2 separate regions of the Homo sapiens genome follow, and region 2 is linked to region 1. Evidence: chromatin loops called from intact Hi-C (ENCODE). Cell type or tissue: Caco-2. All regions are shown on one strand. Links, peaks and the distances in the headings refer to the core of each region. The heading gives the core; the rest is flanking DNA.

Evidence for each region. Peaks named below come from ENCODE experiments on the same cell type or tissue, not always from the same donor. Only the 100,000 strongest peaks of a DNase experiment are listed, where the experiment ranks them.
Region 2: it touches region 1 in a loop (4-fold over the local background); 3 of 110 quality-filtered maps call a loop at or near these places.

What each region holds. Positions count from the first base shown.
Region 1 is chr7:122,677,494-122,681,900 of GRCh38, reverse strand. The region is part of intron 2 of CADPS2 (calcium dependent secretion activator 2); the gene reads left to right. It also overlaps the pseudogene RPS26P31. Among named protein-coding and RNA genes, the nearest start is that of RNF133, 19 kb to the left of the region's middle. RefSeq lists an enhancer at 2,164-2,720. In Caco-2, for the core only: no CTCF peak of the experiment used is centred there; a DNase peak (open chromatin) is centred at 2,540.
Region 2 is chr7:122,750,272-122,754,678 of GRCh38, reverse strand. All of the region lies in intron 1 of CADPS2 (calcium dependent secretion activator 2), which reads left to right. Among named protein-coding and RNA genes, the nearest start is that of RNF148, 50 kb to the right of the region's middle. In Caco-2, for the core only: no CTCF peak of the experiment used is centred there; no DNase peak of the experiment used is centred there.

The DNA.
Region 1 (4,407 bases), core at 171-4,170:
AAATCCCATTTGTATTCATTTGGGTCTAGACTCATCTCAGTTCTTAAAACAGGATGTAAGAAGGCATAGACAGTTCAAGGCTTTATATTTGGTCTAAGGGTTTTATTTTTATTTTTATTTATTTTTTTTTAGATGTTGTTTTTTTTCTTTCTTTTATTATTATTATTATTTTTTTACAATTTCCATTTTATTTTTCTCCAGAGAATAACCTGTCTTCAGTCTTTAAGAACTCAGCTCCTTACATGGGCTTTGGTGGGGGACGTGGGGCAGCACCCGCAGGTCTAAATCTGGGTGGGGGTGTTCGGTCCTTGCGGGCTTCACGAGATCGATTCCTGACTACTTTGCTGTGAATTGCACAACTCACACAGTAATGTAGCTTCACATACAGCTTGGGAAGCACATAGGCATCGAAGACGCTTGCTTCAGAAATGTCCCTGACTGCTACGGCCTCCACTATGTTTCGAATGACGAATTTCTTAATGGCCTTGTCCTTGGGCACGCATCGGGCACAGTTAGTACAGCGAACAGGTTGCACGTGGCCGCGGCCCTTTTTGGCACGACCATTGTTCCTTCTTTTCTTTGTCATCTTGGAGGCACGGACCGGAGAGCTCTTTCTTTTATTATTATACTTTAAGTTTTAGGGTACATGTGCACATTGTGCAGGTTCATTACATATGTATACATGTGCCATGCTGGTGCACTGCACCCACTAACTTGTCATCTAGCATTAGGTATATCTCCCAATGCTATCCCTCCCCCTCCCCCCACCCTACAACAGTCCCCAGAGTGTGATGTTCCCCTTCCTGTGTCCATGTGGTCTCATTGTTCAATTCCCACCTATGAGTGAGAATATGCGGTGTTTGGTTTTTTGTTCTTGCGATAGTTTACTGAGAATGATGATTTCCAATTTCATCCATGTCCCTACAAAGGACATGAACTCATCATTTTGTATGGCTGCATAGTATTCCATGGTGTATATGTGCCACATTTTCTTAATCCAGTCTATCATTGTTGGACATTTGGGTTGGTTCCAAGTCTTTGCTATTGTGAATAATGCCGCAATAAACATACGTGTGCCTGTGTCTTTATAGAAGCATGATTTATAGTCCTTTGGGTATATACCCAGTAATGGGATGGCTGGGTCAAATGGTATTTCTAGTTTTTTAGATGTTTTATTGTTTTTCTTTTTGAGACAGTCTCACTCTGTTGCCCAGGCTGGAGTGCAGTGGCATTATCCCGACCCACTGCAACCTCCACCTCTCAGACTCAAGTGATTCTCATGCCTCAGCTTCCTGAGTAGCTGGGATTACAGGCGTGCACCACCACACCTGGCTAATTTTTGTATTTTTAATAGAGACAGGCTTTTGCCATGTTGGCCAGGCTGGTCTCGAACTCCTGACCTCAGGTGATCCACCCACCTTGGTCTCCCAAAGTGCTGGGATTACAGGTATGAGCCACCATGCCTGGCCTGGTCTAAGGGCTTTAGATTTGATATGAGGGGTTTAGATTAATCATAAGGGATTTAGAAAAGTTGGAAGGATCTTTTGAAAGCAAGTGTCTCCTAGTTTATAGATAAGGGTCTAGAGGTATTTCTTAACAAAATTTATTTTTTAGATAAAACAGATTATTTGCTATTAGTTTTAAGCTGTGATTCTTCACATTTGATAGGTAAAGAAATGGGATTGTTTAAACGAGTGTTTTTCAAATCTTTGGAATTCATGGATTAGTAAATAAAAACAGAGGTCAGATATTGTACTTTTTTTGTGTGCCAAGAAAGGTAATTAACCATTGCAACAACAATAAAACTGCCTTTGCAAAGATTATGACAGAGAAATCTAACATAGCTGACTCTATCTTGCTTCTAGCCTCATAGGCTGGCTGTCTTTGTTCATTCCTGTACATAGGTCAAGCTAATCATGGCAAAGATTTAGTTTATAGTTTAACTTGGAAGCAAAGATGATAATAGTCCCTCTCTAAAACTAAACCCCTTCTTTCTCAGGGACTAAAAACCATCTTTGTAAAACTAATGAAAGGCCACAAGATTAGGATTGTGAGAGGGGCCTGAGTTCTGCTATTGGGGGAAATTCAGCCCCCGATATTTCAATGTGGGTCCTTTGCTATGTTCCCTCAGTGTTGGCCGGTCTGAGAAATAAAGGGAAAGAGTACAAAAGAGAGAAATTTTAAAGCTGGATGTCCAGGGGAGACATAATATGTCGGCAGGTTCCGTGATGCCCCCTGAGCCGTAAAACCAGCAAGTTTTTACCAGCAATTTTCAAAGGGGAGGGAGTATACGAATAGGGTGTGGGTCACAGAGATCACATGCTTTAAGGGCAACAAAAGATCACAAGGCAGAAGGTCAGGGTGAGATCACAAGGTTAGGGCGAGATCACAAGGTCAGGGTGAAACTAGAATCACTAATGAACGTCCACGTCCTGCTGTGCACACATTGTCATTGATAAACATCTTAACAGGATTCAAGAGCAGAGAACCGGTCTGACTAGAATTCGCCAGGCTGGAATTTCCTAATCCTAGCAAGCCTGGGGGTGCTGCAGGAGAGTAGGGCATGTTTCATTCCTATCTACATGTGCATGAGGCAGACACTCCCAGGGTGGCCATTTTAGAGCCCCCCCCCCCCAGGAATGCATTCTTTTCCCAGGGCTGTTAATTATTAATATTCCTTACTGGGGAAAGAATTCAGTGATATTTATCTTACCTGTTTTCGGTAATAAGAGAAATATGGCTCTGTCCTGCCCGGCCCACAGGCAGCCAGACTTTAAGGTTATCTCCCTTGTTCCCTGAAAATCACTGTTACCCTGTTCTTAAGGTGCCCAGATTTCATATTGTTCAAACGCACATGCTTTACGAACAATTTGTGCAGTTAACGCAGTCATTACAGGGTCCTGGGCAACATACATCCTCAACTTACGAAGATGACGGGATTAAGAGATAAAAGACAGGCATAGGAAATTATAAGAGTATTGATTGGGGAAGTGTTAAATGTCCATGAAATCTTCACAATTTATGTTCTGCCATGGTTTCAGCTGGTCCCTCCATTCGAGGTCCCTGACTTCCTGCAACATTCTGCTAAAATGTAGGCATAATTTCTGTAACCCCTTACTGTTCAGTAGTCCTATGGCCAGAGGTCACAAGATTTGTGACTTCCCTGAATTGCTCCTATAGATAACATCACTATGTAGAACCTAAGATCGGCCTTTTGAGGTATCTTTCACATTTTTGCATTTTTGACCACCAACTAAATCCACCCAGACCCACAGTAGTGGTGCAACCCATCCTATGGCCCCTACTCAGAGGCTAAGTGCAGGAGGACCATTTCCCACACACCTGTGATTTCACCTCTAAGCAGTCAACATTCCCCATTTCCTAAACCCTTGCCCACCAAATTATCCTTACAAAAAACGTAAACTCCAAGCCTTTGAGAGATTAATTTGAGTAATAACTCCCATCTTCTGTGTGGCCAGCCTTGCATTAATAAAATTCCTTCTCTATTGTTATAGCACAGTCTCAGTGAGTTGGTTTTGTCTGTGCAGCTGTGTGGGAAGAATCCATTGGATGAATACAGCAACAAAACCACACATTTACAGTTAATAACATTGTATTACAAAAAGTGACTTCTTGTACCTACAGTTTCAACTATTAGAATATTAAAATCAGCTTTATTAAAATGGACTTTGAAGTCCTTGTATTTTCTTTTTTCACTTTGAATTCATGAAAACTTCATCCCACACTGGTCAGCACAGCAGCCTTTAGATTCAATAACTTTCCAAAGTCCATTACCACAAGGACCTAATGATTTCCTTTAAAATTTGAGTGTCTAATGATACTAGACACTACAGAGATTTCAAAGATGCAGTTTGCAGTCTTAACAAGAGAGACATACAATGATGTGGTATAAGACAGGACAGCAGTGTTTTATACCTACACAGAGCATGGGAAAGTATTAAGATGGCTTAGAATAGAGAAATACCATCAAGCTGCGGAATGCTTGACAAACAGGTGAACAGGAGCATTCTCCTGCCTAATCCTTACCAATCCATTTACTCATTGGCCCTTCCAGCTCAGCCGAATGAGCCACAAATTGATAAATTGCTGAACTTGATTGCATGGTGGTGAAAAAGGGAGCTCTAGAGTGAGACTGGGCTTAAATCTTGACTCTTCCACACTCTGGCTGTGTGATCTTGGCCATGTCTCTTTACTTCTGTATGCTTTTTGGGTTTTTATTGTTGTTGTTGTTGTTGTTTACCTTTAAGATAAATACTAGCACCTTCTTTATGCAGTTGTGAGGGTTAATATACATGAAGTCCCTAAAATAAATTTTAGCTATTTGCAAAATACAGTTTTTATCATGTGACTCTCTGCCTTAAATATTGATGGCATTCCATGCTCCTG
Region 2 (4,407 bases), core at 79-4,078, 73 kb before region 1:
CTTGGTGAAACCCGTTTCTACTAAAAATACAAAAATTCGCCGGGCGTGATGGTGGGCACCTGTAATCCCAGCTACTCAGGAGGCTGAGGCAGGAGACTCAACTGAACCTGGGAGGCGGACGTTGCAGTGAGCCGAGATTGTGCTATTGTACCCCAGTCTGGGTGATGAGCAAAACTCCATTTCAAAAAGAAAAAAAGAAAAAAGACATTTCATGAAAACAAAAGTTTCAAAATTACATATTCTGATGCTGTCAAGGCCTTTTAGTAAGTCATTTTAATTAAATTTCATTGATTATTTACCTTAGAAGCAAACATTTTTCTAACTTATTTATCAAATTCCTTCAAGAGTCACACTTTGGTTAACAAATAAAACAAAAGCAGAAGTGGATAAAGAAATACCAACTGATAAAATTTAAAATTTAAGAATCTAATAATAAGAAAAATTAGTAATAGTGGTAATGATAAACAGCACTACTTTGTTAATAGGGACAGTTTTGAAAAGCAAAAGCAAATTAATTGCAATGAAAACTAAATACATTTGCATGTAAACAAAGACTTTTTGAGTGATAAATTGTGACTCAACCTTACTGACTGAAGGATTTAGTGGGAGGTTAAGGAGAGACACAGTTTTGTGTAACACTGCACAGCTCCTACCTGGTGGGGAGTGCTCTGCACCACATCCTATTAGCCAAAATGAAAATTAAGAAGGTTTATGGAGGAAAATGTTTAAATAATGTTAAAATTCAACTGTTTTAAACTTTTGAATGGTTGTTTAAAAGGGAAAAAAAAAAGTTTTTGGTGACCTGCAGTGTATTGATTGGGCAAATTGTGCTCTGTGAAATATGCAACACCCCAGTGGGTGAGTAGGGGAGTAAGTGTGTATGTCCCCAAGAGCATGCAAGCGTTCGTGTGTTTATATGTATACAACTGAGCTTGCTTTAGATTTGTCATCTAATTTTTGGCAGCCATAGCTGTTGGCTAAAGTGTACTGTTTTACAAACCAAGATCATAGGAAAAGAAAATTTTACTTTCTTCAATCATAACTGTATTTGAACATTCCTTTCAAAATGTCTCCATTTAACTTACAGTGTGTTGGAAAATGAGGTGTACTTTTCCCAAAATATCACTAAACCATTATTTAAGGTTAGGTTTATCTCACTTTTTGTCTCCCCCATCACTGTAGGAGTACAGGTATGTAGTAGGTTCTCAATAAATATTTGCTGAGTTATTGAATTACTGGATGTTTGAATAAACACCAAATTGGAACTTAGTCCCTTTAAATAAAAGTTGAGGCAGTTATTGCTTTAAAAAAGTTTAAAGTTTCCTCTTTGCATGTATTTAGAAAACTGTAGGGTGAATGTAGTCATAGAGAAGTGATGTGAAAGGCTTTAGACTTAAACAATGAATAATGTGAGAATGAATTTCTGTGCTCCATGTGTATGTAGCATAAAATGCATCTCTTTTTCCTAGAAAAGTAATCTTTGACTTAATTATACCCTACTAGATTTTAATTCAAAAATGTGCTTGTAAGATGTGAGCACTATTAAACTAATTTATGTAATAGGTACTAGTTGGTTTCAGTAATAAGTAATCATTTTACCCCGGGGCCATTGAATAACTTTGATCTACTGCCAGAATATCTGTGTGTCACTTTCTTGGGGTGTCTCCCTTTGGAGAGCAGAATTTCCAATCTCAGCATCTTATTAAGAACTCCCATTTATTCTCCATCTTCTTCTTGTTTCCTTCCTTTCTACAACCATTTGGCTGCCCTCTCTTGTTTGTCTTTCTTTTCTCTTTTATGTGCCCCGCTCAATTTCTAAACGAGGAAAATTATTACTTGATGCGTCCTATTCTTTTTTGGGAGCAGGTTATCAGTCAGTTGAGCTAGTGTTAAGCTGTTACATACTTCAAAGGACTGAGGGGTTTATATATTAACCTGTTGTAGGAAGTTTCACAGGGAAAGAGTTCTGAAGACAATACCATAACTGAAAGGGTTTGTCATTGTAGAACACTAGGCATTTTGGTAGGCAAAGGTAGGGTGTATGACTAATGTTTGGGAAGATGTGAGGAGCCACAAACTATCACATCTATGTCTTTGGGTTATGTAAAATTTGCCCTATGTATTGACATTTTCTTCATTACTTCATGTAATTCCTTATAATATGCAAACAATTTTAGTGTTAAATTATATTTTTAACTTCTTTAATAACTTTAATTTCTCAATTGAGGTTATAAATGTTTTTCTACCTTATTGCCAAATTTCACAGTGTTATCCAGGTACATTTCAGAGATTTATAATACTCAGGATTTCAGAAAGCTCTTCCAGAAAGTATGAGAATGTTTTGTTTATCTGTTCTTTGCTATAGAGATAATTTTGAGTTATTCTATAATTTAAAATGTAAGTAGATATCTTTATAGAGTAAACAGGGTTTCTTAATAGAATTTTGTGCAAGAGAAATTAACTGAGAAAGAAACTAATGTTAGGTAATGTGTTGCAGTATGAAAAAAATTCAGATCTACTTTAGCACAAAAATATTTAAGTTTTTCTATTCTATTTATTCACATCCTAGATTATCTTTCAGTTTTTAGCTTCCTGAATTCGTTTTGAGTGTTCTTGAGTTTTCTTGGACATCTGTTTTGTGAATTCAAGTTTCTCCTATAAAATGGAGTGGATAATGCTTCTAAATGCTAATGGGAGTATCTAAGGACTCGCTCTTCTTCAGGATAATGCTTCTAAATGCTAATGGGAGTAAATAAGGACTTGACCTGGCCCTATATCTGTCAGTAGGTGGGCAGCAGATGGGAGGAGCCAAAGGCATACCTTTTACCAATACACTTAGGACCAAAATGCATATACCATAGCCTGAGTTACACAGCATTTCACTGCGTAGCAGCCTTGTTAATATGTTTAGTATTGTGTAGGTTTTCTCTTTGGATCAGTGTAGCATGTGGCAGTGTGTGGGATATGTGGTCACTCATGAAAGGCAGTGTGCAGTGACCCTTCTCCATCCTTGTGGTTTCTGTTGGCTGTGGAGACTTGTATGTGCCGTGTGTATTGTGAGACCCTTTTCATGTTTGTTTGAATTACTTTAATTTCTTATGATATGTCAGTATTCTGTTACAAAAAGTTATTCTTGTAGGTTTTGACAAAAGGTCATCATTTACATTCTGCAAGATTCAGGGAGGTTGTGTGTGAGGGAGAATTGTCCTGGATATCAGGTGAAGGAGATCAAGCTTTCAGTTTCCACGAAACTATGCTCTCAGTCTTCCACTTAGTGGAATAGATGCATAAACTTTAGGGGGCCCTTATTTCATTACCCATTCCCTCGACATGATTTTTTTAAATCATTATTTCTAATGAGAAATTTGCATAGATGTTAGCATTTTAGATTGTTTTCCAAGCAGACAAAACATAGACTCTTAGGAAGCGCCTAGCACTTTGGGAATCCAAGGCTCGAGGAACCCTTGAGCTCAGGAGTTTGAGAACAGCCTGGGCAACATAGGCAGACCCTGTCTCTACCAAAAAACAGTAACAAAGAGAAATGCCTATATCTTAAAATATGATTCATAATTATACAAACCAGAAAATGAATCTCCTCATATTTCTTTGTCATGAGTGAAAGCCTGATTTAAAAATCGGTTTGAGTTTTATCCTGTGTGTCCCATATATTTATCTTTTCGTTTTTATGTTGGTCCAAAAAAAATTTTAGGGGTTCAGCATTCTGTTGTTTAAGTCTAAATCTACTCACTGAGCTCTCCTCAGCTTTTAGTAGATTTCTTAACTCATAATTACCATCTCCAGAAAATCCCAAACCTATAGCTGAATATCAGACTCCCTCAGGAACTTTAAAACTATACAGCTTTCCAGGCCACTCTTTTCAAAATTCTGAAATAGTAGGTGTGGGGTAGGTCTTTCGTACCTGCATTTTTTAAAAAAAGCTCTTCAGGGGATTGTAATTAGCTGGCTTTGGGATTTGTTCACTTGTTCTTCTTTCTTTAAAAATGATCACACATGTCTCTTAGTGTCATCTATTTGTCTGGTTTTAGTATTGCACAGGATGTCAAGTTCTGCTGTGGAAATTTCCTTTGAGCTGCTTTTTCAGACAACACTGAAAAGATTAAGAAATTGGAGCTGACTGGAGCCAGGAGACATTATTAAGTCCTAAGAGACAAAGGCATTATAACTGGGCATAGAAACAGGACAATCCAAAGAACAAAGGAAGATGTTGTCAAAGACATAGAAAGAGGGGGCATCAGAAGACACAATACGAATGCAAATATAGGTTGCCCATTATATTTGAATTTTAGTTAAATAATGGATTCTTTTTAGTATATATCCCAAATACTGCATAGGACATATTTATACTAAAAATTTATTCTGCACTGATGATGAAATAATTACACAAAA